Regions from separate parts of the Homo sapiens genome. Here region 2 is linked to region 1. Evidence: read pairs that join two places in POLR2A ChIA-PET (ENCODE). Cell type or tissue: HepG2. All regions are shown on one strand. Each heading gives the region's core, and the rest is flanking DNA. Links, peaks and the distances in the headings are about the cores only.

What was found. ChIA-PET counts read pairs that join two places held together with the same protein. Peaks named below come from ENCODE experiments on the same cell type or tissue, not always from the same donor. Only the 100,000 strongest peaks of a DNase experiment are listed, where the experiment ranks them.
Region 2: POLR2A ChIA-PET joins it to region 1 with 11 read pairs; 21 of 35 experiments call an interaction of 5 or more read pairs at or near these places.

What each region holds. Positions count from the first base shown.
Region 1 is chr19:4,264,213-4,269,579 of GRCh38, forward strand. It overlaps YJU2 (YJU2 splicing factor homolog), which reads left to right. Exons shown (of 8, transcript NM_018074.6): 7 at 3,412-3,562; 8 at 4,372-4,876. The coding sequence ends at 4,484. Among named protein-coding and RNA genes, the nearest start is that of SHD, 12 kb to the right of the region's middle. In HepG2, for the core only: CTCF peaks have their summits at 2,989 (motif pointing right), 3,614 (motif pointing right) and 4,788 (motif pointing right); DNase peaks (open chromatin) are centred at 2,989 and 4,149.
Region 2 is chr19:4,335,587-4,340,953 of GRCh38, forward strand. It overlaps STAP2 (signal transducing adaptor family member 2), which reads right to left and starts at 3,241. Exons shown (of 13, transcript NM_001013841.2): 1 at 3,066-3,241. The coding sequence starts at 3,167. In HepG2, for the core only: no CTCF peak of the experiment used is centred there; DNase peaks (open chromatin) are centred at 2,595 and 3,295; H3K4me3 peaks cover 1,700 bases.

The DNA of each region.
Region 1 (5,367 bases), core at 193-5,192:
GATTGTGCCACTGCACTCCAGCCTGGGCGACAGAGCGAGACTCTGTCTCAAAAAAAAAAAAAAAAAAAAAAAAAGAAACGATTGTTCTTTCTTCCTTTTTTGTTTGTTTGTTTGACACAGGGTCTTACTCTGTTGCCCAGGCTGGAGTGCAGTAATGCAGTCCCAGCTCACTGCAGCCTGAACCTCCTAGGCTCAAGCAATCCTCCCACCTCAGTCTCCTGAGCAGCTGGGACCACAGGCACGCACCACCACGCCTGGCTAATTTTTCTTTTCTTTCTTTCTTTTTTTTTTTTTAGACAGTTTCACTCTTGTTGCCCAGGCTGGAGTGCAGTGGTGTGATCTTGGCTCACTGCAACCTTCGCCCCCCGGGTTCAAGCGATTCTACTGCCTCAGCCTCCCAAGTAGCTGGGATTACAGGCGCCTGCCACCATGCCCGGCTAATTTTTGTATTTTTAGTAGAGATGGCGTTTCACCATGTTGGCCAGGCTGATCTAGAACTCCTGACCTCAGGTGATTCACCTGACTCGGCCGCCCAAAGTGCTGGGATTACAGGCGTGAGCCACTGTGCCTGGCCCCTAATTTTTCAAATTCTTTTTGCAGAGATGCGGTCTTGCTGTGTTGCCCAGGCTGGTCTCACGCACCTGGCCTCAAGCAGTTCTCCCGCCAAGGCACAGGGATTACAGACATCAGCCACCATGTCTGGCCCCAAGACATTTTTCTAAAAGACATTTTCTTTGAAGCTGTGTCCTCTGATTAGAGTTCTCACACTGTGGTTCTCACATAAACCACTCCCAGAATTCATTGTCTACAACTTCCTCTCTTCTTTTCTTTTTTTTTTGAATGAATCAACAGAGTAAAGGTACTTTGAAAGCAGTCCAACCTTTTTTGATTTACTCCCTCAGTCTTGTGCCTCTACCTGATTTGATAGCAGGTGTTTTATTTGGTTTTAACGTGATTCACCTTCATCAAGACTTTTCAAACCTTCACCCTAACTTTTATAGGAAGGAATATCTCCACACTTGCGTTTTCTTGGTTTATTTTATTTTTATTTTAGAGATGAGGTCTTGCTCTGTCACCCAGGCTGGAGTGCAGTGACGCGATCACAGCTCGCTGCAGCCTCCAACTCCTGGGCTCAAATGATCCTCCCACCTCAGCCTCTCAAGTAGCTGGGACCCACAAGTGTGTAGTGTGTGCCACCACAGCCAGCTAATTTTTAATTTTCTTTTCTTTTTTTTTTTTTAGAGGCGAGTCTGTATGTTGTCTAGGCTGGTCTCAAACTCCTATCCTCAAGCAGTCCTCCCGCCTTGGCCTCCCAATCCTTAGTTTAGTTTAATGATGATGAGTACCACCTGTAGAAACAGGTTTGGGAACTAACCTAGGTAACTTTTTTTTTTTTGAGACGGTCTTGTTCTTTCGCCCAGGCTGGAGTGCAGTGGCACGGTCTCGGCTCACTGCAACCTCCGGCTCCCAGCCTGTAGCAATTGTCCTGCCTTAGCCTCCTGAGTAGCTGGGATTACAGGCGTGTGCTACCACACCTGGCTAGGTTTTGTATTTTCTTTTTATTAATAAAGAGACGGGGTTTCACCATGTTGACCAGGCTGGTCTCGAACTCTTGACCTCAAGTGGTCCACCCGCCTCGGCCTCCCAAAGTGTTGGGATTACAGGTGTGTGCCTCTGTGCCTGGCCATCTGTGCCTTTTGACTTCTTTTCCTCATTTTGACATCAGCCCAGAGCTACGACATTTTTTTTTTTTTTTTTCGAGACGGCGTCTCGCCCTGTCACCCAGGCTGGAGTGCAGTGGCACGATCTCGGCTCACTGCAACCTCTGCCTCCCAGGTTCAAGCGATTCTCCTGCCTCAGTCTCCCGAGTAGCTGGGATTACAGGCGTGTGCCACCAAGCCTGGCTAATTTCTTGTATTTATAGTAGAGACGGGCTTTCACCGTGTTAGCCAGGATGGTCTCTATCTGACCTCGTGATCCACCTGCCTTGGCCTCCCAAAGTGCCGGGATTAGAAGCATGAGCCACTGCGCCCGGCCCAGAGCCACAACTTTAAGGAGGCCTCTCCACCACCTTAGCAGTGGCCGCCCCTCACACCGTCAGCTTGGCACTCAAGGTCTCTGCCCATTCTCCATCCCACCTAGCCTGCCCTGGCACTTCCTGAATCACACTGTGGCTTCTCATCACGCCTTTACCCATGCCATTCCCCTTACCTGGGATGCCCCCTTTGCCAAGCACTCGCTTGGTGAACTCCTACTCGCCCTTCAATACCCAATGCAAGACGCCCTTCCTCTGAGAAGCTCATCCTCACAATTCAAGCTCACGCACCCTGGCTTCTCTCTCACCCAGATGGATGTTATCCTGGGTATTGGTCTCCTTGTCCCTCTCCCTCCCCACACGGTGAGCTCCGTGAGGGCAGAGCACCCATTGGGACTTCCTTAACCCAGTGGTTACCACTTCCTCTATTTAAACATAAAACAGATTGAAGAGGCTAGATGCAGTGGCTCACGCCTGTCATCCCAGCTCTTTGGGACGCTGAGACGGGAGGATCGCTTGAGCCAGGAGTTTGAGACCAGCCTGGGCAACATAGCGAGATCCCGTCTCTACAAAAATTAAAAATGTTAGCCTGCCATGGTGGCGTGCACCTGCAGGAGGCTGAGGCAGGAGAATCGCTTGAGCCCAGGAGTTCGAGGCTGCAGTGAGCTATGATTGCACCACTGCACTCCAGCCTGGGCAATAGAGTGAGACCTTCCCCCCAAAAAAATTTTTTTAATAATATAGATTAAAGGGTCCCTTCTGTTGCAGTTAAGGAGCTGGAGGCCTTTTCTACCTGCCCCTAACTCTTTCTCAAGGCGGCTTCCTCCATTTTCACTCGTTCTCTCAAGTACATTGAGCACCTCCTTGTGCCAGGAACTGTTTGTGGCACCGCAGAGCCAGCAGTGGGGAAGACAGGAGCTCACGGCAGAGTTGGGGAGAGAGTTATAACAGCCAGCAGAGGGCACTGTGAGCGTGGACATGCAGCCTGCATGTGAGCTTGAACCATGATGGGCTTCTCAGAGGAGGGGTGTCTTGTGTTGGGTATTGAAGGGTGAGTAGGAGTTCACCAAGCGAGTGCATGGAAAAGGGGGCATCCCTGGTGAAGGGAATAGCATGGGTAAAGGCGTGGAGATGAGAAGCCATGGTGTGACTCAGGAAGTGCCAGACCAGGCTATGTGGGATGGAGAATGGGCAGAGGCCTTGAGTGCCAAGCCTAGGGCAGTGGGGAGCCATAGAGGAGTTTAGAGCAGAGGAGGAATGTGGTCAGTGCAGCAGTGGAAGAGTGGGCATGGGGCAGTGAGCAGGGGTTGTGGCGAGGGGCCAGACTGGGCCCTGGATCCGGGCCAGACCCCCACATGTGTCCCCATCACCTGCAGGCCCCAAAGCCCAAGAGGAAGGTGGAGGTCTGGGAGCAGAGCGTTGGCAGCCTGGGCAGCCGGCCCCCGCTGTCGAGGCTGGTCGTGGTGAAGAAGGCAAAGGCCGACCCGGACTGCAGCAACGGGCAGCCTCAGGCGGCCCCCACCCCAGGTAAGGTCACAGAGTTCCCAGAGCCGGGCGCGGTTTCTATAGTGGCCTGTAGGTGGCAGCAGCTCCCTTTGCAGTTACAGAGACTTCATGGGGTGGGTGGGGGCGGCCTGCGACCCCCACAGGACCAATTAGTGGAGTGAGCAGAGAAGGCAGGCGGCTTCTTTTTTTCTTTTTTCTTTTTTCTTTTTTTTTTTTTGAGACAGAGTCTTGCTCTGTTGCCCAGGCTGGAGTGCAGTGGTGCCATCTCGGCTCACCGCAACCTCCGCCTCCCTGGTTTGAGCAGTTCTCTGCCTCAGCCTCCCAAGTAGCTGGGACTACAGCACCACGCCCGGCTAAATTTTTGTATTATTAGTAGAGGTGGGATTTCTCCATGTTGGTCAGGCTGGTCTGGAACTCCCGACCTCAGGTGATCCACTCACCTCGGCCTCCCAAAATGCTGGGATTACAGGCATGAGCCACCGCGCCCGGCCTGTTTTTGTCTTTTAGTTGCCTTAGTATGATGTTTCCTAAGGCGATTAAGTCCACAGTGACTGGACTGTGAACTTTGCGCCATTTCCATTCTTGGCAGCGCACGTTGCCTGCCTGGGCAAGGTTTGCATTGGCCATTGTTCAGAAGCGGAGCTGTTGAGTCCCGGGTGTGCAGATGTAAATCTGCAATGGGTCCCATCAGGTGCCATCCAGAAAGGCCAGGCCATTCACATGCTGTCACCTCTGGACCTTGCAAACCTGCAGAGGTGGCCGGCCCCGTGCCTTGTCCCTGGCCTGTCTGCTGTGGAGCTGAGATGAGCTAACTCTCGCTCTCCCACCAGGAGCCCCGCAGAACAGGAAGGAGGCCAACCCTACACCCCTGACGCCTGGCGCGTCCTCCCTGAGCCAACTGGGTGCATACCTGGACAGTGACGACAGCAACGGCAGCAACTGAGCCCTCCCAGGACCCCCTCACGGGGTCAAAGTCACACGTCCAGCTTCAGCCACATTGAGGCCAGCATTGCTGGTGGTCAGGGCAGGAGGCCTTGGCGTGACTGGAGGCCGGACAGACAAGCGCCAGCGTGCTCCAACACATAGGGCCACCAGGGGCCTCAGCCCCAGGAGGTCCCTTCTCTGTGCCCTCACCAGCCTCTCAACACCTCGGGGACCCCTGCTGCTCCTGCCCCCACCTGTCACTGTGCTTAGGGCTGCAACATCCCTGGAGCAGCTTCCAACACTACTTCAGGGTGGCAGTGTTTGGGGCACTGGGCGAGCCTGCCGGCCTCTAGATGGCCTCATCTCTTCCTTCCACAAACTGTCTAGAACCAATAAAAGGAAACCTGCCAACCGCCTGGGCCCCTTCTCTCTCCCAGAGTCTGATGAGGAGGTCCCAGGACCTCCTCTGTTAGCACAATTCGAGGGTCATTCCACAGAGGTTTGTTTGTGTCTTGAGACAGGATCTCACTCTGTTGCCCAGGCTGGAGTGCGGTAGCGTATTCTTGACTCACTGCAGCCTTGAACTTCCGAGCTCAGGTGATCCTCCCACCTCAGCCTCGCGAGTCGCTGAGACCTCAGGTGGATGCCACCATTCCTGGCTAACTTTTTGTATATTTAGTAGAGACTGGGTTTCATCATGTTGCCCAGGCTGATCTTGAACTCATGGGCTCAAGTGATCCTCCTGCCTCAGCCTCACAAAGTGCTGGGGTCACAGGCATAAGCCACTGTAACAGGCATGAGCCCAGATATTTATATTTAGTTGTCGCCTGAGTGTGCATCTGGGCTCTTTTTGTTTTCTCTTCTTTTTTTTTTTCTTTCTTTACCTTTTTTTTTTTTTTTTT
Region 2 (5,367 bases), core at 308-5,307, 71 kb after region 1:
ACATGCATTTACCTAACATTTACTGAAGGCTTTTTATGTGCCAGCCCTGCTCCAGGCACTGGGACTAGAGCAATACAGGATTAAACACTGTATTGCTTCATTATGTACCCACGATGTGCTGTTGGGCAAGTTATTTGAGCTGTCTTTGTCTGTTTCCCCAGCTGTAAAATGGTGATAATAATGGTGCCAACTCTGGAGGATCTCATGAGAATTAGGTGACTTTCCACATGGGAAGCACCAGGGCCTGCGTTGAGTCAAGTCCTCAACACGTGAACTGTGACTACAGCCCTAACTCCCTATTTCAGAAGACAGAAAACTAAGGCTCAAAGATTAAGTCACTTGCATAAGGCCTGGGAGTAAGGAAAGTGTGGAGCCGGGATTAGAACCTGGGTCTTCTTAATTCGGGCCCATGATCTTTTTTGTTTTGTTTTGTTTTGTTTTTAAGAGACAGAGTCTTGCTCTGTCGCCCAGGCTGGAGTGCAGTGGTGCGATCTCGGCTCACTGCAACCTCCACCTCCCAGTTCGAGCCATTCTCCTGCCTCAGCTTCTCAAGTAGCTGGGATTACAAGTGCGCACCACCACATCCAGCTAATTTTTGTATTTTTTAGTAGAGGTGGGGTTTCACTATATGTTGGCCAGGGTGTTCTCGAACTCCTGACCTCAAGTGATCCGCCGGCCTCGCCCTCCCAAAGTGTTGGGATTACAGGCGTGAGCCACTGCACACTGCCTTTTTTTTTTTTTTTTTTTTTTGAGACAGAGTCTCACTCTGTCACCTAGGCTGAAATGCGGTGGCACCATCTCAGCTCACTGCAACCCCCCCGCCCCAGTTCAAGCAATTCTCCTGCCTCAGCCTCCCGAGTAGCTGGGATTACAGGTGCACACCACCACGCCCAGCTATTTTTATTTTTAGTAGAGATGGGGTTTCATCATGTGGCCAGGCTGGTCTTGAACTCCTGACCTCAAGTGATCCTCCCACCTCGGCCTCCCAAAGTGTTGGGTTACAGGCGTGAGCCACCACGCCCGGCCCCCATTATCTTTCTTTTCTTTTTTTTTTCTTTTTGTTTTTGAGAGCAGTCTCGCTCTTGTCCCCCAGGTTTGAGTGCAATGGCTTGATCTTGACTCACTGCAAACTTCGCCTCTCAGGCTCAAATGATTCTCCTGCCTCTGCCTCCCAAGTAGCTGGGATTAAGGCGCCTGGCACCATACCCAGCTAATTTTTGTATTTTTTAGTAGAGACGAGGTTTCACCATATTGGCCAGGTTGGTCTTGAACTCCTGACCTCAGGTGATCCGCCTGCCTCGGCCTCCCAAAGTGCTGGGATTACAGGCGTGAGCCACAAGCCCGGCCTCCCCCATTATCTTTCTTAACTGCAGTGATCTACTGGCTCTAAAGGGTTTGTTGGTTGGGGAGGATTTGGATGTATGGAGGTAGAAGGAAAGTCTACTCCACTACAGGTAAGGGAACCTCAGGGGCAGAGGCGGGGACATGGGCAGGGAGGAGCTGGGGGTGTTTGTTTTGATCTGTATTAGAAAATGAGGCAGTCATGGTGGCTCACACCTCTAATCCCAGCAGTTTGGGAGGCTGAGACAGGAGGATCACTTAAGGCCAGGAGTTTGAGACCAGCCTGGGCAACATAGCAAGACCCCATCTTTTTTTTTTTTTTGAGACGGAGTCTTGCTCTGTTGCCCAGGCTGGAGTGCAGTGGCACGATCTTGGCTCACTGCAACCTCTGCCTCCCAGGTTCAAGTGATTCTCCTGCCTCAGCCTCCAGAGTAGCTGGGATCACAGGCACGCACCACCACGCCCGGCTAATCTTTGTATTTTTAGTAGAGACGGGGTTTCACCATATTGGCCAGGCTGGTCTCAAACTCCTGACTTCAGGTGATCCACCTGCCTCAGCCTCCCTAAGTGCTGGGATTACAGGTGTGACCCACTGCGCCTGGCCAGCAAGACCCCATCTTCAAAAAAAAAAAAAAAAGGCTGGGTGCGGTGGCTCATGCCTGTAATCCCAGCATTTAGAGAGGCCGAGACAGGTGGATCACCTGAGGTCAAGAGTTCAAGACCAGCCGGGCCAACAAAATGAAACACTGTCTTTACTAAAAATACAAAAATTAGGTGTGGTGGTGCGTACCTGTAATCCCAGCTACTCGGGAGGCTGAGGCACGAGAATCGCTTAATCGTTTGAACCTGGGAGGTGGAGGTTGCAGTGAGCCGAGATGGTGCCACTGCACTGCAGCCTGGGTGACAGAGTGAGACTCAGTCTCAAAAATAAATAAATAAAATAAAAGCCAGAAGAGGCAGTGCATGCCTGTGGTCCCAGCTACTCAGGAGGCTGGGGCGGGAGGTTCACTTGAGCCCAGGAGTTTGAGGCTACAGTGAGCCATGATCGTGCCCCTGCACTCTAGCCTGGGTGACAGAGCAACTCTGTCTCTAACAAAAAGAAAGAAAGAAAATGAATATGCGGCATTGGGAAGGAGAGATAGGGCCTCACGGGGAACGGAGGGGCTGGGACTTTATTCTGAGGGAGACATAAGCACACACACACACACACATGCACGCACTGTCCATGGCAACTATCTGTCCTGTGGAATGTGGCCCCCGCTAGCTCTTACTGTCCTCACATGTCACCTGTCCTGGCCTTCGCCCCAGCAGCTGAGGTTCACGGAGTTTTTCCTGGGCTGGGAGCGGGAGGAAGCTCGGGAGTCAGAGGACTCCCCATTTCCTGGAGGAAGTCCCTGATCTTGTTTGTATTCAAGAGAGTGAACGAGAGACAAAAGCAAAGATTGAGACAAAGAGAGAGGGAGACTGAGACAGACATCGGGAGAGACAGACGGGGCCAGGGAGAGAGAAAGAGAAAAAGAAACCAAATTCAAAGACACACGGAGACAGAGATAGACGCACAGAGAGGCAGATGGCCAGAACCCACCCCAGTCCCCCAGCACGTGTCCTGCCCCATCCAGCACCCACCCCGCCCCCCCTTGGCGAGTGGGGAGACAGGGACTCAGAGAGGTGCCGCAGCTCCCCACGGTGGCCCAGCAGGGCCAGCCCCCGCCTCCCCACCTTACCCGGTCACAGGGCCCCTTCTTCTCTAGAAAGCTCTCATAGTAGTGTGAAGGCAGGACACCCTTAGGCTTGGGGACACGGGGTGGCCTCAGGGCAGAGGCCATGACGGAGCCAGGGTCTTCCGCCTGGCCTCTCCTTCCAGTGGGTGCCCCAGCTGGGCCGGGAAGCTGAGAAACAGGTTTCAGGGGAGTTTCCTGTGTCAGCCCGTCAACTCCCTCCCCTGCCAGGGCTGGGCAGAGGCTGATCCCAGCAGGTCCAGTGATCCTAGGGAAATCCCCGCCTCTCCGGTGTGGAACTGAGAACAGAGAGAATGTATAAGTCTACTTGAATGGGAGAATAATCTTCGCTATATCTGCAAAGACAGAGACATGGTCTGTCTCTTTATTTATTTATTTATCTATTTTTCCTATTTTGAGACAGAGTTTCACTCTGTTGCCCAGGCTGGAGTAAAGTGGTATGATCTTGGCTCACTGCGACCTCTGCCTCCCGGGTTCAAGAGACTGCGCTGCCTCCCGGGTTCAGAGACTGAGTCCAAGCTCAGTCTCCTGACTAGCGTGGATTGCAGGTGACCGCCACCACGCCTGGCTAATTTTTGTATTTGTAGTAGAGACGAGGTTTCCCCATGTTGGCCCAGGCTGGTCTCGAACTCCTGACCCCAAGTTTTCTGCCCGCCTCAGCCTCCCAAAGTGCTGAGATTACAGGCATGAGCCACCACACCTGGCCCTTTCTCTTACTTTGATGGACCCTAATGATTACATTGGGCCCACCTGGATAATCCACGCTACTCTCCCTATTTTAAAGTCAGCTGACTAGCAACTTTAATTTCATCTGCAATTTTTCTTTTTTAGACGGTGTCTCATTCTGTTGTCGATGCTGGAGTGCAGTGGCACGATCATAGTTCACTGCAGCCCTGACCTCCCAATCTCAAGCGGTCCTCCTGCCTCAGCCACCCGAAGAGCTGGGACTATAGGTGGGCACCACCACACCCAGCTAATTTATTTTCCTTTTTTAAGGATGAGTTCTCACTATGTTGCCTAGGCTGGAGTACAGTGGGGCGATCATGACTCACTGTAGCCTCGACCTTACAGGCTCAAGTGATCCTCCAGCCTCAGCCTCCAGAGTAGGTGGTACTACAGTTGCATGCCACCACACCTGGCTAATTTTTTTTTTTCTTTTTTTTGAGACAGACTCTCGCTCTGTAGCCCAGGCTGGAGTGCAGTGGCGTGATCTCGGCTCACTGCAAGCTCCGCCTCCCAGGTTCATGCCATTCGCCTGGCTCAGCCTCCCAAGTAGCTGGGATTACAGGTGCCTGCCACCACGCCCAGCTAATTTTTACACTTACTAGAGACAGGTTCTTGCTATGTTGCCCAGGCTGGTCTTTTTTTTTTTTTTTTTTTGAGACAGAGTCTTACTCTGTCACCCAGGCTGGAGTGCAGTGGAGCGATCTCGGCTTACTGCAACCTCTGCCTCCCAGGTTCAAGCAATTCTCCTGCCTCAGCCTCCCGAGTAGCTGGGATTATAGGCACGTGCCACCATGCCCAGCTAATTTGTTTGTATTTTTATTTTAGTAGAGATGGAGTTTCACTGTGTTAGCCAGGATGGTCTTAATCTCCTGACCTTGTGATCCACCTGCCTCGACCTCCCAAAGTGCTGGGATTACAGGCATAAGCCACCGTGCCCGGCCCTCAGGCTAGTCTTGAACTCCTGGGTGCAAGTGATCCTCCAGTCTAGGCCTCCCAAAGTGCTGGGGTTACAGGTGTGTGCCACTGTGCCTGGCGTCTATCTTTAATCTTCAAATCCCTTTGCCACGTATCCTAACGTATTCACAGATTCTGGGAATTAGGGCGTGGATATCTTTAAGAGACCATTATTCTGCCTACCACAGCCTGTTTAATATGGTGGACAATTGATTAATTTTGAATACTGAATCAGTCTTGGGTCCCTGGAGTAAACCCCACTTGTCATGGTGTATAATTCACTTTATATATTGTTAAATTCTACTTTGTAATATTTTGTTAAGGATTTTTGCACGTCTTCATGAGGGATATGGGGTGTAGCTTGCTTTCTTTGTACCGTCTTTATCTGGTTTTGGTATCAGGGTCATAGTTCCATAAAATGAACAGGGAAGTGTCCCCTTCAATTTTCTGGAAGAGATGATGTGAAATTGGTGTTAATTCTTCTTTGAACCTTTGGCAGAATTCCTTAGTGAAACCATCTGGGTCTGGAGATTGCTTTTTTGGGAGTTTTTAAATTACAAATTCAATTTCCTTAGTAGTTACCAGGGCTAGACTTTGTATACATAGC